Regions from separate parts of the Homo sapiens genome. Here region 2 is linked to region 1. The links are chromatin loops, found by intact Hi-C in ENCODE. Cell type or tissue: mammary epithelial cell. All regions are shown on one strand. Links, peaks and the distances in the headings refer to the core of each region. The heading gives the core; the rest is flanking DNA.

The links. Hi-C counts contacts between places; a loop is a spot of excess contacts. Peaks named below come from ENCODE experiments on the same cell type or tissue, not always from the same donor. Only the 100,000 strongest peaks of a DNase experiment are listed, where the experiment ranks them.
Region 2: it touches region 1 in a loop (2.6-fold over the local background); 3 of 110 quality-filtered maps call a loop at or near these places.

Annotation. Positions count from the first base shown.
Region 1 is chr17:67,100,559-67,111,122 of GRCh38, reverse strand. HELZ (helicase with zinc finger) reads left to right here. Exons shown (of 33, transcript NM_014877.4): 29 at 1,437-2,007; 30 at 2,397-2,631; 31 at 3,438-3,954. Among named protein-coding and RNA genes, the nearest start is that of CACNG1, 61 kb to the right of the region's middle. RefSeq lists an enhancer at 2,116-3,315. In mammary epithelial cell, for the core only: no CTCF peak of the experiment used is centred there; a DNase peak (open chromatin) is centred at 5,732; H3K27ac peaks cover 363 bases.
Region 2 is chr17:67,155,630-67,160,629 of GRCh38, reverse strand. It overlaps HELZ (helicase with zinc finger), which reads left to right. Exons shown (of 33, transcript NM_014877.4): 17 at 268-369. Among named protein-coding and RNA genes, the nearest start is that of HELZ-AS1, 87 kb to the left of the region's middle. In mammary epithelial cell, for the core only: a CTCF peak has its summit at 2,330 (motif pointing right); a DNase peak (open chromatin) is centred at 3,939.

The sequences.
Region 1 (10,564 bases), core at 2,947-7,946:
AGTGAAGTTATAGCTCTGCGTACACAAAACTTCCCATGCTGTCCGAATCTGCCATACTTTTCCTTTCTTCAACCTTTGCATAAACTGTTACCTTTACCTAGCATGTCCTTCTCTCCTTGGAATATTCCACCTCTTTTTGTAAGATTCAACTCGAATGTCATGACCTCTGTGAAACCTTCCTTAATTTTCTCAGGCACTACAGTTGCATCCTCTTACAGTACCTCTAGTGATATGTTTACATATTGTTATCTTCTACTGAACTCTAGGCCAGGGGTCAGCAACCTTCTTCTGTAAAAAGCCAGATAGTAAATCTTAGCCTTGGGGACCACATGGTCTCTGTTGGAGCTGTTCTGCTCTATCATTATAGTGCACAAGCAGCTACAGACAACATGTAAACAAATGAGTGTGACTGTGTTCCAAGAAAACCTTATTTACAAAACCTGGTGAGCCGGAAATGGCATTGGAGTGGGGGCATGGTATATAGACGCCTGCACTAGGCTCTTGATGTGTAGGCTGAGTCTTCTTATTGCCTGTTTAATTTCCAACACCAGGCACAGTGTATTGTTTGGCCACAATAAATGTTAAAGAAAGAATGTCAATATGTAATGGAAAAATTGACAACCAAACTAGTTATATACAAAGGTGATATAGTACTTGTTTGTTCATTTCAAAGTTGTTTAAATTGAGATACATCTTTTTATTAACATAGATATTTTTGAGGAAATATATTAGATATATAAAAACAATAAAATCAGGCTGGGTGTGATGGCTCACACCTGTAATCCTAGCACTTTGGGAGGCCGAGGCAGGCGGATCACCTGAGGTCAGGAGTTTGAGACCAGGCCTGGCCAACATGGTGAAACTCCATCTCTACTAAAAATACAAAAATTAGTTGGGCGTGGTGGTGCATGCCTGTAATCCCAGCTACTTGGGAGACTGAGGCAGGAGAATTGCTTGAATCCAGGAGGCAGAAATTGCAGTGAGCCAAGATGGTGCCACTGCACTGCAGCCTGGGAGACAGAGTTAGACTCTGTCTCAAAAAAAAACAAAACAAAACCCAAACCCACCCTGAAATCAGAAGGAAAACACATTTTAATGATTTATATCAGAATGAAATAAATGGCCATCTTTCTAAGGAAGAAAGTGTGAAATTAAAAATAATGCCCTGAAAGGAATTAAAGTAGATATGCTAATAAAATGGCAGTATCTTTTCTTATGACTCACATTTAATATGCTGTTTTTTTTCTGTCATCTTTTTAAATTAAAAAAAAATTTCCTTTATTTGATTGTGAGAAAGTAAATAATTGAGCACTCAGCTCTCCTGCTGGAAGATATCAATGTATCATATCCTTTAGATGTGTTAGGGTTGGGAAAAGGTGGAGAGCAACTGAATTTGAATCTTCTGCAGTTAAAAAAGGCTTCTTCTTTTTTTCTAGGTTGATTTGGAATCAAATCCACAGAACAGAAGTCCTGAATCACGTCCTAGTGTTGTTTATCCCAGTACCAAATTTCCTCGCAAAGATAATCTCAACCCAAGACACATAAATCTTCCCCTTCCTGCTCCCCACGCACAGTATGCAATCCCTAATCGCCACTTTCATCCCCTTCCCCAGCTACCAAGACCACCCTTTCCAATTCCACAGCAGCACACCTTGTTAAATCAGCAGCAGAATAATTTGCCTGAACAACCAAATCAGATACCACCTCAGCCAAATCAGGTAGTCCAGCAGCAAAGTCAGTTGAATCAGCAGCCTCAGCAGCCACCTCCTCAGCTTTCTCCTGCATATCAGGCGGGACCCAACAATGCTTTTTTTAATAGTGCAGTTGCTCATCGGCCACAGTCTCCTCCTGCAGAAGCTGTAATTCCGGAGCAGCAGCCCCCTCCCATGCTGCAAGAAGGCCACAGTCCTCTGAGAGCCATTGCACAACCCGGCCCCATTCTTCCTTCACATCTGAATAGCTTCATTGATGAGAACCCCTCGGGATTACCTATAGGGGAGGCTTTAGGTAAGTTCTATTACTGCCAGATGTGAAAATTCAGAGATTACTTAACATGACTTGGACTGTATAATATCATTTTGGGTTAAGATTGAATTGTTTCTTCAAATAATGCTAGCAAAACCCCCCCATTTAGTGTGATAATCAGAAACTAGTTCTAAATGCTGTATGATAGTATCCAGTGGATGTCAGGATCATCATTATGTAAGTGAGGAAGAGTTGTCATCATCATCACCATAACTGATTTCTGGCAAATTTAGAAAACATTTACTTCTTACCAAAACCAAATTTGTAGCTACGTCCTTTGTCTTTGTGGAGAAAATATGTTAGTAAAAAACTTTAAATAATGAACTTGAAACCCCAAATTCATAAAAAATTTTTCACAAATATTTTTGCAGATCGTATACATGGGAGTGTCGCTCTGGAAACATTAAGGCAGCAGCAGGCACGGTTCCAGCAGTGGAGCGAGCATCATGCCTTTCTCAGTCAGGGCAGCGCTCCATACCCACACCATCACCATCCTCACCTCCAGCATCTTCCTCAGCCGCCCCTGGGATTACATCAGCCGCCAGTGAGGGCAGACTGGAAGCTCACCAGCAGTGCCGAAGATGAAGTGGAGACCACATACTCAAGGTATTCCAGCGGACTGAAAATAGCCCCTGGAATGCGACCCCCTCACTGTTCTCTTTTTTGACTGTAGTCCTTTTAGCTTCAAGCTGGAATATTGCCTCAGAGAAATTGGATGCTGGCCTTCCAAGCACACGCTACACAGTTCTCTTGTTGACTCTAAAATACAGAAAACTCATTTAGAAGTAACTCTTCTACAAATTTAGGCATGGATGATCTACTATGGGTTGGAAATTAACTTGTTCCCTTACTTTGTGGTCTTTTCTGCGAGAGAAACATACCATCACTGTGAGCAGCTTTTTTTATTTAGTAGTAATACTTGCAAAGAATGAATAAAGACAGGAGTAAATTCGTGGTTAAAAGCTAAAAATTATATCATTAATTATTTTTATGGTGGCACAGAATTCTACATTCCTATAATTCCAGCTACATATGAGTATTTGGTCCTAACTCTAAGCTTGTTTTTGTGGCCAGTGTCACATGAATGCTCTGAAGTGTTTCCTAATCCCTTCTGAATAAGGTCCACCATCATGGTGACCTTTTATAACTTCCAGTTGTCAAAGCTGTATAGAGACAAGGACAGATGTTTTTAATACAATGGGAACAGAAAGAAATCAGGTAATTGAGCATATTTAATTTCTTCACCTCAGCATCTATTGAGTGTTAATGCTTACATCTGAGATGAATTAATGCCAGTTCTAGTTATTAGTACTATGATTTTGTTTGTTGAAAATACATGTGTAGTTGACTAAGCTTTCCTTAATGTGATGGAGCCTTTTGTTTTCTCCTCATATTTTATTGTTTTCATGTAGGTTTCAAGACTTAATCAGAGAACTGTCTCATCGTGATCAAAGTGAAACACGGGAACTAGCTGAAATGCCACCACCTCAATCAAGACTTTTGCAATATAGACAAGTACAGAGTAGAAGCCCACCAGCAGTCCCATCTCCCCCATCCAGTACAGACCACAGTAGCCACTTTTCTAACTTTAATGATAACAGCAGAGACATTGAAGTAGCCAGCAACCCAGCATTTCCACAGCGCCTCCCACCCCAGATATTCAACTCACCTTTCTCGTTGCCATCTGAACACCTTGCCCCTCCTCCCTTGAAATACCTGGCACCTGATGGAGCATGGACTTTTGCTAACTTGCAACAGAATCACCTAATGGGGCCAGGTTTTCCCTATGGCCTACCTCCATTGCCTCACAGGCCACCGCAGAACCCTTTTGTACAAATACAGAATCATCAACATGCTATTGGTCAAGAGCCATTTCACCCATTGTCATCTCGAACAGTATCTTCTTCTTCGCTCCCTAGCTTAGAAGAGGTAAATGTCTTCTTATTTTCCTTTTGTTATTAGCTGATTGTGAAAAATATCAGTATTTATTGATTTGATAATAGGAAGGCACAGATCTTATTGAATTTAACAGCGTATTAAAGATAATCCTTTCTTGGGAATTATTTTAATTGCCACCCTCCTATTGTATTTCAGGTTTTGTAAAGTGGACACTTTTGTTGAAACATGAAGCCCCTTAAAAGTCTTTTATTGCTGTTTAAAGAAAATATTGAATATCTGAGGACTCTATTCAAGGAGCTTTGTCTTTTTTTAATCTGAGGAAATGGCTTTTAGTGATTCTTCTTTTCGCTTTAAGTTACATGTGTTAATTATAAATTTGTTAATGAGAACTTTCCAAAGATGCTGGCTTTTCAGCCAGTGCCAGCTCCAAGTGCTGTGCTCCTTCTCCTGCCACTCAGCCTGGTGCTTTGTTAGACCCAGGGACTCTGATTCCCAAATATCAGAATTTGCAGATTTTTAACATAAAATTGACTGTGCTAAACTAAGCATTTTAAGTTAAACTGAATTTTATCTTAAAATACTTAGATATTTCTGCCGGGTGCAGTGGCTCACGCTTGTAATCCCAGCACTTGGGGAGGCCGAGGCGGGCAGATCACGAGGTCAGGAGATCGAGACCATCCTGGCTAACACGGTGAAACCCCGTCTCTACTAAAAATAGAAAAAATTAGCTGGGCGTGGTGGCGGGCGCCTGTAGTCCCAGCTACTCGGGAGGCTGAGGCAGGAGAATGGCGTGAACCCGGGAGGCTGAGCTTGCAGTGAGCCAAGATATGCCACTGCACTCCAGCGTGGGCGACAGAGCAAGACTCTGTCTCAAAAAAAAAAATAAATAAATAAAGTAAAATACTTAGATATTTCTAAAGAGCATCTTTATGGACTTTTTTTTCCTATGAAAAACTTAGTAATTCCAGGTTATAAAACTTCCAAAGCAGTACCATGTGGTGTAGGCTACAAAAATGTCTAGCTGATCCCATTAAATTTGCAGTGATTAAAGATAAAAATGTGTAAAGCCGGTTGTAGTCATATCAGACAGAGACATCTTAAATCAGGATAAAGATTTCTAATTTTGATATATGAAAAATACTTTTTTGATATTAGCTTCATTTTGGCAGTTTCAGAATGATATCTAAAGGCCATTAGAAATAATTGATTCACATTTTACAAGTTGCCTGCTATAGATGCTAATTAAAAGTCAAGATTCATAGGGAAAGCTGTATGTCTTATTTGTAGGGATTTAGAGGCAGTCTGTTCAAATTGTCCCAGTATTCATTGATTGGCTCATTCTGTATAGCTGTCATTAAAACAACTTACTGTGATTTTAGGCTCTTAAAGTAAGTTAGAAGCACAATAAAGATGAATTGGTATCTACATATATGTATTGTGAGGATCTAGAATTTTGGAACCATACTTTACAAAAATTTGGCACACATCTGACAGTCTTTCAGATTATAATGAACAGTAGTTTTACAACTGATCAGTAATGTAATTTTCAGTTAAGTGATGTTTTAGCTATTTATAATAAAATTCACATAAAAGTCACCATTTTAGCCATTTTAAATTGTACAATTTGGTGGATTTTAGTGTATTCACAATGTTATACAGTCATCACTACTGTCTAATTCCAGAACATTTCATCACCCATAAAAGAAACCCCATAACTGTTAAGCAATTACACCCCAATTTCCCCACTCTCAGATTAGTAACCACTAATCTACTTTCTGTGTCTATGGAGACATTTCATAAAAATTGAGTCATACATTATGTGGCCTTTTATATCTGGCTTTTGAAGTGCATCCACACTGTAACTTAGGAGTGGAGTTCTTGGGTGATGTAGTAAGTCTATGTTTAACTTTTTGAGGAACTGCAAACTGTGTTCTCTGCACATTTATATTCCCACAGCTATGTATGAGGATTCCAATTTCTCTATATACTCGCTTTGTAAAAAAAATTATAACCATCCTAATGGGTGTGTAGTAGGATCTCATTGTAGTGTTGTTTGTTTGTTTTTTGACACGGAGTCGCACTCAGTCGCCCAGGCTGGAGCGCAGTGGCATGATCTTGGCTCACTGCAACCTCTGCCTTCTAGGTTCAAGCAATTCTCTTGCCTCAGGCTCCTGAGTAGCTGGGACTACAGGCGCCCACCACCACACCCAGCTAATTTTGTTGTTGTTGTTGTTGTATTTTTAGTAGAGACGGGGTTTCACGATATTGGCCAGGCTGGTCTCAAACTCCTGACCTCAGGTGATCCGCCCCCAGCCTCCCAAAGTGCTGGGATTACAGGCGTAAGCCACCGCGCCCAGCCCTCACTGTAGTTTTGATTTGCATTTCCCTATTTACTGATGATGTTGACATCTTTGCATGTGCTTCTTGGTCATTTGTATCTTTTTTGGAGAAATGTCTATTCATATGCTTCAGCCATTTAAAAAAATGGTTATTTTTTTGTTACTTAGTTATAAGAGGTTTTTTTTAATGTATTCTGGTACAGACTCTTAATCTCATATATGATTTGCAATTATTTCTCTCACTGTGTGGGTTGTCTTTTCACTTTCTTGATAGTGTCCTTTGATGCTAAACTACAATTTATCTATTTTTTTCTTTGGCTGCTTATGCTTTTGGTGTCATATCCAAGAAACCCTGGCCTAATCCAAGATGGCAAAGATGTACTTTTACATTTCCTTTTTATAGTTGTTTGTTTTTTTTTTTGAAATGGCGTCTCGCTCTGTTGCACAGGCTGGAGTGCAGTGGCGCCATCTCGGCTCACTGCAAGCTCCGCCTCCCGGGTTCACGCCATTCTGCTGCCTCACCCTCCGGAATAGCTGGAACTACAGGTGTCCACCACCACACCCGGCTAATTTTTTTTGTATTTTTTTTAGTAGATACGGGGTTTCACCATGTTAGCCAGGATAGTCTCAATCTCCTGACCTCGTGATCTGCTCGCCTCGGCCTCCCAAAGTGCTGGGATTACAGGCTTGAGCCACCGCACCCGGCCCCTTTTTATAGTTTTATAGTTTTACCTCTTACACTTGGTTCTTAGTTCTTTGGTCCATTTTGAGTTAATTTTTGTATATTGTGTGAGGTGGGTATCAAATTCATTCTTTTGCATGTGGCCATACAGTTTTCTCAGCACCGCTTTTGAAAAGACTCCTTTCCCCCATTGAATAGTCTTGGCAACATTGTCAAAAATCAGTTGACTGTAGATGCTGGGTTTATTTGTGGATTCTCCATTGTATTTCATTTATCTGTGTGTCTGTCTTTCTGCCAGTACCACACTGTATTGTACACTGTAGTATTGTAGTAAGTTTTGGAATTGGAAGTATGAGTCCTTATATTTTGTTCTTTTGGAAGATTGTTTTGGCTATTCTGGGTTCCTTGAATTTTCTCATGTGAGGTTTAGGATCAGCTTACTAATTTCTTCAGAAAAAAAGCCAGCTGACATTTAAAAAAAGAATTGCTTTAAATCTCTAGATTAATTTGGGGAGTATTGCAACCTTAACAATATTAAGTCTTCGAGTACCTGAACATGGACATCTTTCTATTTGTTCAGGACGCTTAACATTTCTTTCAACAGTATTTTGTAATTTTCCAAGTATAAGTCTTGCACTTCTTTTGTTAAATTTATTCCTAAGCATTTTATTCTTTCTCATGCTATCATAAATGGAATTGTTTTCTTAATTTCATTTTTTGATTGTTCATTGCTAGTGTTTAACCACATGATGATATATTGATTGTGTATCTGCAATCTTGCTGAACTCTATTAACAGATTTTTTTGTAGATATCTTAGGCTTTTTTATATGGAAGATAATGTCATCTACAAATAAAAATAGTTTCATTCTTCCTTTCCAATCTGAATGCCTTTTATTTCTTTTTCTTGCTTAATTCTTGATTGTTTTTCTGGTTGCCACAAGCTTTTAATTAGGTTTCTAGGTTCCCAAAAAATGGATTATGACAGCTTTTGCCAATTTTTTTCTGTTTTTATGGAGGGATGGACTTTGGAGTTTCTCACTCTGCCATTTTTGCTGATATCACTTATGATGTTTTTATTTAACCTGCCAAATGAGTTCATGATATGAGGGGGAACTGTGTGCCAAAGTTTTTATAGGTTTTATGAAGTTTTGTACTTTACTAAATAATACTTCATATTGAATAATCTACTTTAGTCATTGATCTTTTTAAATGGGCCTTAATTTTGGAATTTAAGCTTTTTGTACCTTGGTGCTCTTAATGTCTGATATTTCTGTTATCTTTGTTTGTGTGTGAATAAGTACCTTTCATTGTCAGTGGGTTCTTAGAGTGAAATTTACTTTTGCAAAAACATTTGGTCAGTTTTATTTTGTTGCATGAGATTCACAAATGAGTGATTTACTGACAACACTGAAAAATTTATTTGACAAAGATAATATTTTTTTAGCACATTGCAGATTTTCACATTTTCAGTGTATTAGGGTAACTTTAGTCTGTTCAAAATGCTTTTGCATGAATCATCTCACAAAGTGAATGATTGATGTGCTTGCTGTTTATTTCCAACCTTTTAAAATAATTTCTTTAACGTTAACAACAAAGAAAAGGCTTTTCCCTCCCACTATGGATCCTTTTATTCCCAGAAAACTTAGTAGATTAATCTTGTGGGATGATATCTGGATGTTAGTGTAACAGTTCATTTAAATGGAAATGGTTGGTTACATTATGTTTCACTTGTTTTTTCTTTTTATAGTAATTTTGATTTTCTTGTGACAAATGAAATACATGGCCAGCACAGAAAATGTAGAAGTTAGAGAAATTATTTATAATTTAACTAGACAAAGATACCTACTATAACATTTAGCCTTTCCTAGCATTTATAGATGTGAATGTATGATCCATTAATGGAGGGAGATTATTTGTTGGGAAAACTTGAAACAATTTCTCTCTGCCCTTCCCCCAATTGCTATGCCCACCTATATCACCACTGAATGGGATCTTGGTCCCATTCTGTAACATTTTTTGCTACTTTCAATTTTTAGACTATTCTCATGTAGATAATTAGGCTTAACTCCATGGATTTTCCTTCCCCACCTCAAACGCAGCAAAAGCCATGGCCCTTGGCTGCTTGGCTAAGGCTGGACATTGTGGTCTGGCAGTACTGCCTGCATCCTTTCCCACTTCCGGTCCTTACAGGTGTGATGGGATGAGGAGGACAACAAAGGGCAAAGTGCCATCTTCTCCTGAGCCAGGCAGTAGACCATCCCCAATTGCCAATAGATTGATAAATTGCTCCAATTTGATTTTAAATGCCAGTGTAAGCTTGGGATTAGTGTTTACATTTTCTCTAGACGTTTAGCCAGTTGTCTTCCTGTCTTTTTGGAATTATTACATTCTCACTAAAGAGATGTCACTTTCCAAATTCTTTGCAATAGCACTGTATCATACTTGCTCCGAGGGGTGGGGGTAGTGCAAAATGAAATGCAGAGAGAAACAACAGAAGTTAATTCTTGACCTCTGAGCTTCCAAAAGTTCAGTTTTTAGTAATTTTGGCATGATTAAGGATTTTTCAAAGGTAATTTTTATCTGTGTGGGATTTTTCACTTTGCATGATAATTTAATACTCTAACCTCTGAGTAAGATGTATTTCTTCATTACATATTGTGATCTATTTCTGGACTTTGTGTTTTTCTTCATCTATAAGTTTCTGTGCTAGAATTATACTGTTTTAAGTTTTGAGATTTTGTGGCATTCTAACCCAGTAGTTTAAAGTCTCCCTTATTACTTTTTCCCTTCCAGTTTCTATATGTGGGGCATGGAGTGGATGGGGGAGGAGGGTCATTCTGTGGTTTTACTACTAAAAAAAAATTTAAAATAACTTTATGAACTCTTTCCTCCTCCTCTGTCCCACCTCTACACACCCTTCTTGGCTTTTTATTTGAAATACATTAAACTTGTAGCTTAAATTGAGGGAAATTTTATCTTTACAAATACTTCTCATTTAATTTATTTCCTTCTTTCCTCCCTCCCTTTTTCTCTCTTCTTCTATTTTTCCTTTTTTTTTTTTTTTTCTGAGACGGAGTCTCGCTCTGTCACCCAGGCTGCAGTGCAGTGGCGCTATCTGGGCTCACTGCAAGCTCCGCCTCCCGGGTTCATGCCATTCTCCTGCCTCAGCCTCCCGAGTAGCTGGGACTACAGGTACCCACCACTGCGCCCAGCTAATTTTTTAATATTTTTAATATTTTTAGTAGAGACGGGGGTTCACCATGTTAGCCAGGATGGTCTCAATCTCCTGACCTCGTGATCCGCCTGCCTCAGCCTCCCAAAGTGCTGGGATTACAGGTGTGAGCCACCATGCCTGGCCTCTCTCTTCTTTCTTTCTCTCTCTCTCTTATTTTTTGAATGTTCCTCTTCAAAAATCTGTAGCATCTTCATTTAAATCTTGAGTATTTCCAATATTCTTAGAGTGATGTGTTTTGTTTTGTTTTTGTTATTAATGGGACCTTTTTTTTCCATTATACTTTTCAGTCATTTTATCTTCAGGGACAAATTCTCAAAACGATTATGTAGCAATGTTGATACTGGTGCAAAGGAAAGCTTTTGCCATTTAAGATGTGCTTCACT
Region 2 (5,000 bases), core at 1-5,000, 52 kb before region 1:
GGTATCTATTAGAGCCAGAAGACTTGGGTTTAAATATATGTGTATATTTTATATGATAGACTTAAAAATAATTTTGGGGTACTTCCTTTTTAACTTAAAGAGTAGTGTAATTTCCTAAAGGTATCACTGAATAATGCTAGGGATTACTGAGTAGGGTAAGGGAATTGTATAATATTAGGATGGCCACTGCTTTTTTTTTTGGTATTATACTGCTTGAATAGTTTTGTGTTTTATCATTCTTTTTATTTGCACCATTTATTTCAGCAGGATTCTCATTTGCACCCATTCTAATAGTGCTGCTGATCTCTACATAAAGGATTATTTACATCCATATGTAGAAGCAGGCAATCCCCAGGCAAGACCTCTCAGGTATTTTTTTTAAGGCTTATTATGTATCTGTATCATACTTTATTATTCTTAAGAAAAGGTGTCTGTAAAGATTTTAGTAACTTTGGAAATACCAAAGTCTTTATGCATTGACATTTAGAGGTTATGTCTTTTGAAGAAACTGTTTAAATTAAGGAAAAATGTAAAAATCTTTGACTATTCATTTCTTAAACATTAAGTAAGAGAAAGACATCCTTTTTTAAGTTTTGTGTGTATTGTTTCAACCTGAGTAGATTTTGATATGTACCTCTAAAAGCTAGTATGATGAAATAATATAAATATGATAACTTAAATTAAATCTAGTTCAGTAAAAATTCTAACATATTTTGCATGGCAGATTAGTCATGCAGTGGACAGTTCTTTATGAAAATAAAATTTTGGCTGTGATCATGCAGGTAATTTCATAGAAGCTACACATTAGATAAACATGAAATACTGAAATGATTTCTGCAACAAAATGTACTTGACTGGTATTTAACAACTTTTGCTACCATTTAAGAGACAAAGTGTCAAAGAAAATTTAAGGTTGATATAGAAAGGTCCTCTGAGTATATATGGACATGAAATGTACTTAAATATAGGATATGGGGGAATAAAAATCCTTTTCTTCAGAAAACAATAAAGAATCATCAAATTGTTATTTATTATACCATTTGCTTTCATTGTTATATGAATTAATGTTTAGTTTTGCCATTTTACAAACTAATATGTCATGCCCTAGGTTGTTTGAATACAATTGTTTATAAATTAATTTCTAACTGCACTTTTGAATCATAAGTCACTAACGTTTTATTTCTACTTGAGCTCAAGCATGGAAAAATGAAATTATGTTATTTAATTCTTCAGTAATCATAACCAAAGCTGTTTGAATGATCTTAGAGTTCCATTAAAAAAACAAAAGAGGAAAAAAGTGGTGTGACCCATTAACACGGGTTTTTATGCCATATTTTATTTTTACTTTGGAAGATTAAGAAGCAGTAATTATTTTAAATAGAATCTGGTTGTATTTAATGAGAAAATATTACATATATACAATCACTATCACTGTAAATGAAAACATGGTATTTATTGAAGGATGCATTCATCAATAAATAGTTTGCTTCAGAATCTAATCTCTGAGCTTGTAAGTGAAAGTTGAGTAGTTAGCATTTTTGCTATAGGTGTTCTTACTTTAATGATATAAGTTGTTTTGTTCACTTATATTGTTGGTAGAGTGAGCATGTGTGTGTTACATAGGAAGTGTGACCTTCTCAGTTATCGTGGTGTACTTGGTGTGAAAACAGTGGAGTAAAGCCCCCTCAAATCTCGGTCGACTTAGCATAGGTCATTTGACACTTGGGGCTGTAGAGCTGTTGCTGATGAACACTAAATCCGTCACTCGACTAGCTTATATTTAGCTTTTTCCATGTAAAATTATTTTTTGGAGGTTATAATCAAACATGTGGTGCATCTAGATATGCAGAATAAGAAGTTATGTTCAGTAGGGTACATGTATAGTTGTTGTGGCCCAAGTATCGAGACTCGCCCTTTAACTTACAGAGAGACTTACACCTGTCTGTAAGTCTCGAAAGTGGTTCAGCCCAAGATGGAAAAACATTTATAAATATATTCAAATGCAAATTTCATGTGATTTCATTTAGTAAATGGAATAAAGTAAGAAAAAGCCTGACTTCCCAAATATTTTCTTTATGTAGTCCTGCATTTTTGCCATAGTTTTTCTCTTTGGGAAAGGTGTTAACTTGCAAATGTATTTCTTAAGAATATTCATGCATTGAGTTCAGATTTATTAGCACTATTATTACATTAACTCATTAATTTATAATTTTTCTAATAGACAACAAACATGGGAGGCATGTGAAATGGAATAGAGAAGATTAGAATGACTGAGTGCTCTGGGAAGATTAGCTTTATCTGAATTGTCCCAGGATGCAGAGGAAAGAACACAAGAGGGCACTAAGTGTCTGCTCATGACCATGAAGATGGGTGTCTCTAGGGAGCAAGGCTCATGAAGAGTTTGCTCTCTTCATGATATAGGCTGGAACAGGCCCTGGAAAGTGCTATAGTGTGAAAATAGTCAAAACATTACATAGTGAATACAGTTGTAAATGTGCTTAAATATACATACTTCATGGTTAAAATTTGTAAAATTCTTTTAGTTGCCAGGAGTTGAGCTGAACTTAAAATATTTGGAGATGGAGATTTTAGAAACCATTTTAGATCATGTTTAGTTTCAGTTTTTACTTCTTCACTAGAACTAGAAGATTTTAAAATGGAATAGAGGGGAAAATATTTTTGTGTGTGGTTCTCAAGATCAGTATCTGGTTCTGGCAGATTTATGGCTTTGCAGATAGAGGTCATCTATGGAGGGGTGTATTTCCTGCTTTCTGGGAAAATGGAAGGTAATTGTTGTTTTATATTGATCTTCAAAGAAGCATATTCTTCTGTGATCAGGTCATTCTTATTCATAGTCTTTTAAGTAATAACATTTTGGGGGTTATTTGTTGCATATAAATTTACTACAGGAATAAAATTTCAGTGAATTAAAATTATATATTACCAGACTCTCTCTTATAATTCGTGTGGGATATGTGGATTGGTTTCTTTCTGGAAAATATGTAAATTCCTTAATTGGTATTACTTATATTTTATACTGTGAACTTGAAACTGTCTTGTTACCGTCAATTCTCCAATTTTAAAAAAATGTTGGCTGTGTTTTAAATAATCTTTTAGACAGTGTCTAACTTAAATGTTGCACAAAATGAAAGTACAGAGAATATTTTAAAATCTTTTAAAAGTTGGGACTAGAATATTATGCTTTCAAGAAAATTGGCTCAGCGATCAAGCTTTGTATTCTTACTAGCTTCAACTTGAGGTAGCTTTCCAAGGTAATTGTGAAAACGTCAGCAGTGAGACTTAGAACTTCAGTTTCTTTCTTTTTTTCCCCCCTCTTTGAGGAAGAAGCAGGTGCTTGGAGTTAGTTGATGAGTGTATTAGGCCGTTCTTGCATTGCTATAAAGAAATACCTGAGACTGGATAATTTATAAAGAAAAGAGGTTTAATTGGCTCATGGTTCTGCAGGCTTTATAGAAAGCATGGTGCTGGCATCTGCTCAGCTTCTAGGGAGGCCTCAGGAAGCTACAATCGTGGTGGAAGGCGAAGGGGGAGCAGGATGTCACATGGTGAAATCAGGAGCAAGTGAGAGTGAGTGTACGTGTGGGAGGTGCCACACACTTTTAAGACCAGATTTCAGAGCAAAAGCTTACTTATCATCAAGGGGATGGCCCAAGCCCTTCATGAGGGATCTGCCGCCATGATTCAGACACCTCCCACTGGGCCCTACCTCCAACACTGGGGATTACATTTCAACGTGAGATTTTGATGGGAACAAATATCCATACTATATAAATGAGTAATTTGAAAAACCACTTTTTTTTTTTCAATTTTACAATGAAATATTAATTGGAGCTCAGAGGTGAGGTCTTGGCTGGAGAGAGAAAATGTGTGAGTCACTAGGGTATTGGTGGTGATTGAAGCGTGAGCATAGATGAGATTGTTAGGGGAGAGGAGGGCTGGAGAGTTAGAAGGGAAGCAGAGAAAGCTTGAGTCATGGAAGCTGAGGGGAGAGTTCCTGGGAGGGAGCAACAGCGGAACTTTGCATGCTGCCAAGTCAGGTAACTCGCTGGGCCTGGAAACATCGATGTGATTTAGTGATGTAGAAGTTGTTTATGTCCCTTGATTAGATGGAGGGTAAGCCATGTTGAATGTTTAGAGGAGTGAATAGGAGGTTGGTAACTGGAGAGAACAATCTGGATAATACTTCTAAGAAGCCTGGCTGTGAAAGGAGGGGAGAGGTTGGGCAGTGGCTGGGAGAATATGAGGATTTAAGTAAATATTCTTTTTATATGGGAGAAACTAGATAATTTTAATTTTAAAAAGCCACCTGTAAGTGACAGGTTAAATTCAAATATTGGTAATTTTTTTTCTCATAATGACTCAAATAATTAGCTTTTGTTTTAGATTAGTATTTATATTTATTAAAAAATCACATGCATACACTATTACAAAAGGTCATGTTGTATTTTAAAGTTGGTAGCAAAAAATGTTTTGTTTTTTTTAATTAACCTAGCCATTGTTCACCAAATATCATTCCCAAGGGAATTTTTTACTTTTTTAGCAGTTTCTTTTGATACTTCCATTTTTCTAAATTATAAATATAATATATAAAAATTATGTGTGTATATATTATATAACAAATTATGAATATATAATACATAAAAATAAAAATTATATGTGTATATATGTATAATATATACACACACACATACATATATCAACTGTTATGTCTTAATTTGGTTTTGGATATTTGTTGACTTTCTATTGTAGCTTCTTTTTTTTTTTTCTTTTTTAAGACAGAGTCTTGCTTTGTTGCCCAAAATAGAGTGCAGTGGGGCTATCTGGGCTCACTGCAACCTCTGCCTCCCAGGTTCAAGCGATTCTCCTGCCTCAGCCTCCCAAGTAGCTGGAATTACAGGCACACGCCACCACGCCCAGTTAACTTTTGTGTTTTTAGTAGAGACAGGGTTTTGCCATGTTGGCCAGGCTGGCCTCGAACT